Linked DNA regions of Homo sapiens: region 1 is linked to region 2. A link is a contact called in ENCODE POLR2A ChIA-PET data. All regions are on one chromosome and are shown on one strand. Each heading gives the region's core, a stretch centred on a gene start or an enhancer-like site at or near the end of the contact. The rest is flanking DNA. Distances are from core to core; before and after follow the strand shown.

Evidence for each region. ChIA-PET counts read pairs that join two places held with the same protein, here RNA polymerase II (POLR2A).
Region 1: POLR2A ChIA-PET joins it to region 2 with 14 read pairs in activated CD4-positive, alpha-beta T cell. The contact joins the promoter of MTPAP here to the promoter of PTER in region 2. POLR2A ChIA-PET finds 5 or more read pairs at or near these places in 3 of 52 experiments (OCI-LY7, T-cell and activated CD4-positive, alpha-beta T cell).

The regions. Positions count from the first base shown.
Region 1 is chr10:30,347,714-30,351,888 of GRCh38, reverse strand. MTPAP (mitochondrial poly(A) polymerase) reads left to right here and starts at 2,611. Exons shown (of 9, transcript NM_018109.4): 1 at 2,611-2,770. The coding sequence starts at 2,614. RefSeq lists enhancers at 2,600-2,739, 2,770-2,819, 2,870-2,939, 2,950-3,049, 3,631-4,131.
Region 2 is chr10:16,434,280-16,438,296 of GRCh38, reverse strand. PTER (phosphotriesterase related) reads right to left here and starts at 1,287. Exons shown (of 5, transcript NM_001261836.2): 1 at 1,250-1,287. RefSeq lists enhancers at 693-742, 763-942 and a silencer at 1,363-1,412.

The sequences.
Region 1 (4,175 bases), core at 1,362-3,861, about 14 Mb before region 2:
GTTCTGCAGGCTGTACAGGAAACATGGCACTGGCCTCTGCTTCTGAGGAAGCCTCGGGGAGCTTACAATCATGGCAGAAGGCAAAGGGGGAGCAGGCACGTCACATGGAGTGAGCGGGAGCAAAATCGAGGGGAGGTGCCACAAACTATTAAACAACCAGGTTTCCGAGAACACATCCAATTATCACCAAGGGGATGGCGCTAAGCCACTGATGAGGGATCCACCCCCATGATCCAAACACCTTCCACCAGGCCGCACGGCCAGCACTGGGGATTATATCTCAACATGGATTTGGTGGGGACACAGATGCAAACCATATCAACCTTATAAAAATAAGCATTTATTTCATTTTAAACATTAAATGCAAAGTTTTCTTTTCTGGAAGATGCAGGCCAGTGAGCTAGAAGTAATACCTTACGACAGAATAGTTCTATAAAAATAGCTACTTTCAACTGGGTGCAGTGGCTCACGTCTGTAATCCCAACATTTTGGGAGGCCGAGGTGGGTGGATCACCTGAGTTCAGGAGGTCAAGACCAGCCTGGGCAACATGGTGAAAACCTGTCTCTACAAAAATACGAAAATTAGCCGGGCATAATGGCAGGTGCCTGTAATCTCAACTACTTGGGAGGCTGAGGCAGGAGAATTGCTTGAATCCAGGAGGAGGAGGATGCAGTGAGCTGAGATTGCACTAACGCATTCTACCCTGAGCGACAGAGCAAGACTCTGTCTCAAAAAATAAAATAAAAAAAAAGTACCTACTGCCAAGTGGCTGGAGAACATTTTATTCTGCTAAAGGGATTAAATATCCCCCACAAAAATTAAAAAGTCCTCACATCCATCCCCAAACTCATTGCTTACGCAGGACTTTCCTTGGAAGTATCAAAATCAAATATACTTCTATCTAACTTTGAGATTCTTCAACATCCATGTGGGAGTGGCAGGACTCTGTGTGGCCTGAGGGTGGCCTTGAGTGTGTGTCCGAGTGGAAGGCCCAGGATCTGGGGACTGACCTGGGGTCAAATGGCACAGCCAACTTTTTTTTTGAGACAGAGTCTTGCTCTGTTGCCAGGCTGGAGTGCAGTGGCACAATCTTGGCTCACTGAAACCTCTGCCTCCTGGGTTCAAGTGATTCTCCTGCCTCAGCCTCCCAAGTAGCTGGGATTACAGGTGCCCACCACCACACCTGGCTAATGTTTGTATTTGTAGTAGAGACAGGGTTTCGCTATGTTGGCCAGGCTGGTCTGGAATTCCTGACCTCAGGTGATCCTCCCGCCTTGGTCTCCCAAAGTTCTGGGATTACAGGCGTGAGCCACCACACCCAGCCAGCACAGCCAACTTCTAATGAGGCCACCTTAGACAAGTTACTTACTGTCTCTAAGCCTCCGTGTTCTCATCCATGAAATGGGTTTAATCACTCAGATTTGTTGAGATGATTAAAAAGGAAAATACCTGCAAGGCAATAGCACCATGCTAACACAGAGCTGGCTAGTCAGTTCCGGTGCTGGTTTGTCCTCTCTCACGCTCCGATTGCGAGGCCCCTTGCTTTTCCTTTCGCCTCCAGCAGCAGTGTATTCCCCCGGGGAGGCTGCCTTCAGTTGCAGGCTTCTTTGCACTGTTTCGTATGTCCTTTTCCCAGGCACCCGAGCAAGGGCCACTGGTTATGACACAGGCACTGAGGAGGAGCCTTGAATCAAGGGCAGAGCTCTGACTTTAAACTTTGACTCCCCAGGTGTGACCTATAGCCAGTCGTTGTCTGATCTGTGCCCCACTTTCTCATGTCCAAAATGAGAAGACTGAACCAGTCCTCTCCAATGCCTTTCGTATGGCTTTAAGATGAGGTATGTACCTCTCACTTGGAGGAGGGGCTGGCAAAACCACTTGAATTTTAATTTGAATTGAGGCATATTGGCAGAGGTTGTAAAATGTCCTCACATGGTTCAAGGAAGATGATGATGCCCTGCCTGCTCCTGGTGCCCCTTTCAGAGAGGTTAAAAGCCTTTCCATTATTTTAACTTTTTTTTTTTTTTTTTTTTTGAGACAGGGTCACGCTCTGTTGCACAGGCTTAAGTGCAGTGGCGCGATCTCGGCTCACTGCAACCTTCGCCTCCTGGGTTCAAGTGATTCTCGTGCCTCAGCCTCCCAAGTAGCTGGGATTACAGGCATGTAATCACGCCCAGCTAATTTTTTTGTATTTTTTAGTAGAGACAAGGTTTCGCCATGTTAGCCAGGCTGGTCTCGAACCCGTAACGTCAGGAGATTCACCTCCCTCAGCCTCTCAAAGTGCTGGGATTACAGGCATGAGCCACCGCGCCCGGGCTCTGGTTCTATTTTCATGATGCTATTTACAAGAGTAGGTGGAGCGCTCCTTCTATGGAACTTTTCATTTGGTAAATTGTGTGACTGTGGAAGTAAACCATGTCTGAAAGCTTAGGTATCTTCTTTCCGGCCTCAATTTCCTCTCTTCCTCTAAAAGCGAACTTCTTTCGCCTAGTTTGACCCTCGAGGCTTCCCATTTCTTTTGCCCCCCCCCTCCCCCCCGACGCATGCGCGAAAACGCGCTGACCTTTCAGCTTCGCGCTAGTGCTGTTTTTTTTTTTTTTTTTTTTTTAGCAATGGCGGTTCCCGGCGTGGGGCTCTTGACCCGTTTGAACCTGTGTGCCCGGAGAAGAACTCGAGTCCAGCGGCCTATCGTCAGGCTTTTGAGTTGCCCAGGAACTGTGGCCAAAGACCTTAGGAGAGACGAGCAGCCTTCAGGGAGCGTGGAGACAGGTGATGGCGCCGGTTTGCCCTGTAGTTCCGTCCCACAGCGGGCGAGGAGTCTGGGATCACGGGGAAACACGTGGCCTGTGGAAACGGCTGTGGACCCTTTGGCAAGAGGGTGGGGCTGTGTCCTGTCCTCTCCTCTCCTCTGATCTCTGTAGGGGAACCCAGGGTCGCCGCCGTTGCTGAGGCAGAAGTGAGATGTGTGATGTTTGTTTGGGGCGACTCCTGTGTACAGTAATGGAGTTGTTTAGACTTCCATGAAATTCAGGTCAGGAACCCAGTTTGCTTGCACTTTACAGTTTGACGAAATAGTGTTCCCAATGATAGTAATGCTACACACCTGAGCCAGTCGCTGCATCGTGTACGTATATTTCTGATTTTGATACATTAAGTTGTTGCTGGAGGCCGAGTTATATTGTAGCCTGATGAATCAAGAGGATTCTTGGTTCCTAGACATAGGGTTCTGTCTATGAAATGTACTGCCGTTTACTTTATTCTTTTTGGCCATTTTGAACCAAATCAGTCTGGTAACAGATTTGGATTCACTGCAACAGGCTGTTGTCCCGCGTTCGTTCTACATTTATATGCTTCTTTGTGTATTGAGAAGCCAGTGTTATTGAACCTCTCTTGTGACTCAAGAGCTTGTGTATTCTATTTACAGTTCTTAAAACGATCTTGCAAGAAATGTATCACTGTGTCCATTTTACAGATGTAGAAAATGGTTCAAAGAGGTAAATAACTTAGGCAAGGTCACTAGCTCAGTTAATTTAGACTTCTAGTCAAATTATTAAACAAAATGTATTGACTTCTACGATTCCTTGGAGCTATTTTTTCCCTAAAATAAGCTGGTGTCTTTATCAGACTGTATAAAAGACTTACATTGGCAGGCAGTGAGAAATCTTTATGTATTTCATTCAAATATTGATTGGATTGTATTTAGTGGAAGCTACTTCTGTTGAACATTTCTAAGTAACGCTGAAAATTTGAGTAAGGATTCTGCCAAAAAAGCTATTGTAATTTAACATTTGTATGGGTGTTTAAATTTGAGAGTATGTTCATATGCTCTTTGATATATGAAACAACCCTGTAGCGTAGGTGTGGAAGGAAATAACTGTTACTCCATTTTATAGATGAGGGAACAGGGTAGTCCAAGGGTAGCTTGAGTAGTTCAAGCTAAACTCAGCTATTCGGTGGCAAAAATTAAAAAACCCACTGTTTTTTTTTTTTCTTTTTCGGGACGAAGTCTTGCTCTGTCACCCAGGCTGGAGTGCAATGGCACGATCTTGGCTCACGGCAACCTTGGCCTCCCGGGTTTAAGTGATTCTCCTGCCTCAGCCTCCCGAGTAGCTGGGATTACAGGCACGTGGCACCACGCCTGGCTAATTTTTGTGTTATTAGTAGAGATGGGGTT
Region 2 (4,017 bases), core at 38-2,537:
CGCGGTGGCTTACGCCTGTAATCCCAGCACTTTAGGAGGCCGAGGTGGGTGAATCACAAGGTCAGGAGTTCGAGATCAGCCTGGCCAGTATGGTGAAACCCCGTCTCTACTAAAAATACAAAAATTAGCTGTGTGTGGTGGAGCGCGCCTGTAGTCCCAGCCACTCAGAAGGCTGAGGCAAGAGAATCGCTTGATCCCGGGAGGCGGAGGTTGCAGTGAGCCGAGATCGCACCACTGCACTCCAGCCTGGGCAAGGGCGAGACTCTGTCTTTAAAAAAAGCAAAAGAAAACCAACTTGTAGAAAGTCACTGAGCTGGAACCAGAACTAGAATAGGGCTCTACTCTTTCTGGGTCCAAAGTTCTTTAAATCAGCAACCCCTCTTACTGCCTATGTAAGGGTATACCTTTAGTTCCTGTTGACTTGGGATGTACAAAGAATGAGGTAGTCTAAGAGAGTAACAGCACACTGGCTGTGGAGTCAGAAAGACTCCACCTCTAAACTTTGTTTCCATCTCTAAACTTTCCAGCAGTGTGGCCTAATTTTTCTGTACCTTAGCTTTGTCGTTATCACTAGAATCCTTCACAGGGCTGCAGAGTGGATTAAGCAAGAGTGCACAGGACTCAGACATATGACCGCTGGTAATTGGCTTTTATAAACTGTCAAAAAATATAGACCTGTAATGCCAGCACTTTGGGAGGCCGAGGCAGCAGACTGATTGAGCCCAGGAGTTCGAAACCAGCCTGGGCAACATGGCGAGACACTCTCTACAAAAAATACAAAAATAACCGGACATGGTGGCACGTGCCTGTAGTCGCAGCTACTCAGGAAGCTCAGGAGGCTGAGGCAGGAAGTTCGCTTGAGCTCAGGAGGTCGAGGCTGCAGTGAGCTGTGATCGCGCCAAATGCACTCTAGCCTGGGAAGCAGAGCCAGACCCTGAATCTAAAAAAAAAAAAAAAAAAAAGCTTATTAAAGGAGGCTTAGCACAGCTACCCGATGACGCCCCCGGGCATTGCTGTCGAGCCACAGGGAGCTGGCGCCACACGGGACTGGCGCTCTTTGCAACGTCCCTCAAGCACTTAAGGAGAGGCGGCAGGGCCCAAGCGCAGCGGCTAGAAAATCCTTCCTTCCGGCAGGACCCTCGCGTGGAGCTCTGCAGCGAACCCTGGCCGCGCGGCCTCCGCCGTCGGGCCCCACTCTTCCTACTGGGCCCACAGTTCCGGCTCCTGCTCTGACTCCAAGAAGCCTTACCTCGGGTACAACGCGCTGCCTTCTCCCTGGGAACTTCCGGCAGGCCAACTTCCCTGGCCTTTTTAGTCTCCCCTGTGCCCTCCCACTTCGCCCTCTGGTTCTCTCCCCGCCCCTGGCCCGAGGTCACGCCCTCACCGAGTCCTAGGACACGCCCCGTGGGTCCTTGCCAAGCCCTACCTCTTCGTAGGACACGCCCTTCAAACCCTTGCCACGCCCCACCCTGGTCCGGGGCCGTTCCCCGCGTTTTTGCCTGGCCACACCCTCCTGCAGGCGCTGTCTGACTGTCGGTAGTTTGGCTGAATGAAAAAAATTCGGGGCTAGATCCCCAAACGGAAAGAAACTGTTGCATTTTCCCCAGATCCCAGTTCTCCATAGAACAGTCTGGAACAAGGGAGCATTCCGTAGCTCTTTTGGTTTTCCCCAAGAATAAATCGGAGGTGGTGCTCTGGCAATTTGATGTCACAGTGGGTTCTGGATCCTCATGCTGCATACGGAGAACTTTGGTTTTTGTGTTCCCACTTGTCACTGTTTCCTGCCCCGGTGCCGCGTTTCCTTCTCTTTAGAATTAGAGTGCCGTGCTAGAGCACTTGAACTGGCCCTGGTACTTGCTGTGACTGAAATAAACTTAGTATGTGTGAGTCTGTTGGCAAAACATGATGCTTGGAGCAGCTGCCACAGTAAAGAGTCATACCTTTAGGTATTGTAGGGGGCCAAGGGCAAACCTCTCCTTCGTCCTCTGAAAGTTTGCTGAAAATCAACTGACAAAAGACAGTTTCACAGTAGAAAAGGCATACAAATATACTAGATCGTAACTTTATGTGATCCGGGAGCCTTCAGAATGAAAACCCAAAGATGCAGGGGAAACGGTCCATTTTTTCGCTTAGGTTCAATAAAGTATGGACCGCCATGTATTCAGCTGGTGCAAAAGTAATTGCGGTTTTTAATGGCAAAAACCGCAATTACTTCTGCACCAACCTAAGAGATACTACGATGGCATAAAAAGGGTCTGAGCTAATGCCAATAGACTAAGTGAGCAAGCCCTGTCTGTTTAGATTCTTTTTGGCTTTTCTGTGCAGTGTTCCTTCCTTCTGGGTATAGAGCAGGATCCTTTCTGGAATGGGGGTCTTATGACCTACAGTCAAACAAAGCAGGGCAGAGAATTTCTTTACCGCCAGTTTTGACACAGAAAGGCAGGGGACACGCAGAGTCAAACTTTTAGGTTTTATGCTTGGCTTTGGGGATGAGGGGTTCTGGCTTCTGTGAATCACCTTGGGGAAGAGGGATTCCAGTTTCTAGAATGAGGGGCCAGAGGCAGGAGGACATGAGGTTAGAGAGAGCTGCTTCTAAGGCCTTCATTTTGGGGTATCATTTTCTGAACCCCAACCATATTACACTGTCATCAATTATTATTATTATTATTTTGAAATGGCTCTGTTGCCCAGGATGGATTTCAGTGGTGCAGTCATAGCTCACTGCAGCCTTGAACTCCTGGGCTCAAGGGATCCTCCTGCCTCAGCCTCCTGAGCAGCTGGGACTACAGGTGTGCACCACCACACTCAGCTAATATTTGTAATTTTTGTAGAGATGGAGGTCTCGCTATGATGCCCAGCCTGGTCTCAAACTCCTAAGCTCAAAGGATCCTCCCACCTCAGCCTCCCAAAGTGTTAGGACTACATGCATAAGCCACAGCACAAGGCCTAGTCAATTAATTTTATCCTGAATTCTGAGAAAAAAGAGAATAGGTATGCAGATGGGCAGAAGCTACAGATGTCATTTCAAAGGAAAGTAGAGTTTTAATAATAATATTAATAGATGATGTTTATCGGGGCCAACTCTACCAGGTTTTGTAATGGGTGTATGTTATTTTGTTTAAGATTTTGAGCAACCTGCATGTGGCAGGAGCTATTTCCCTCCAATTACAGACAAGAAAACAAACTTAGGCAAGCACCTTGTTCAAGGATAGGACTAGGGACCCAGATTAGTTGATATCAGTCACTACACTTGCCTTCTTAGTAAAGAATGGGGAATTTTTTTGGTTTGTTTGTTTGTTTGTTTTTGAGACAGAGTCTTGCTCTGTTGCCCAGGCTGGAGTGCAGTGGTGCAATCTCACCTCACTGCAGCCTCCACCTCCTGGTTTCAAGGGATTCTCCTGCCTCAGCCTCCTGAGTAGCTGGGATTACAGGCACGCCCCACCATGCTCAGCTAATTTTGTGTAATTTTAGTAGACATGAGGTTTTGCCATGCTGGCCAGGTTGGTCTCGAACTCCTGACCTCAACTGATCCACCTGCCTTGACCTCCCAAAGTGCTGGGATTACAGGCGTGAGCCACCGCACCAGGAGAGAATGGGGTGCTTTGATAGGAGATTAATAGAAATAAATTAATTCATTTAAATCAGAAAAAAAGGAGGAGAAAAGGATATACAGGTCTCGTTCTCTGTTTTTTGTTTTTTAAGGGTAAAAGTACAAGAAGTCATTTAGAAAAGGGGTTGGTTGGTAAGGGACAGTCAGGGAGAAGATACTGAGGAAAAAATTGGTTCTTAAGGAGGGTGGCTGGGTAAATCCTAGAAACAGAAAAGGGATAAAAATAGGGCCCAAGAGTAGGAAAGACAAGAATAACTGTAGGGGTTAAGAACTGCAGAGGCATGAGTGCTGGGACAGTTGGATATTAGTAGCAATGACGGGCTCACACTGAGATTCTGTAATGAGGAGATGGATCCAGGGAGGCTTCTGGAGTGATTTCAGTGCTGGCTCCCACTTTGTGTGTGCTA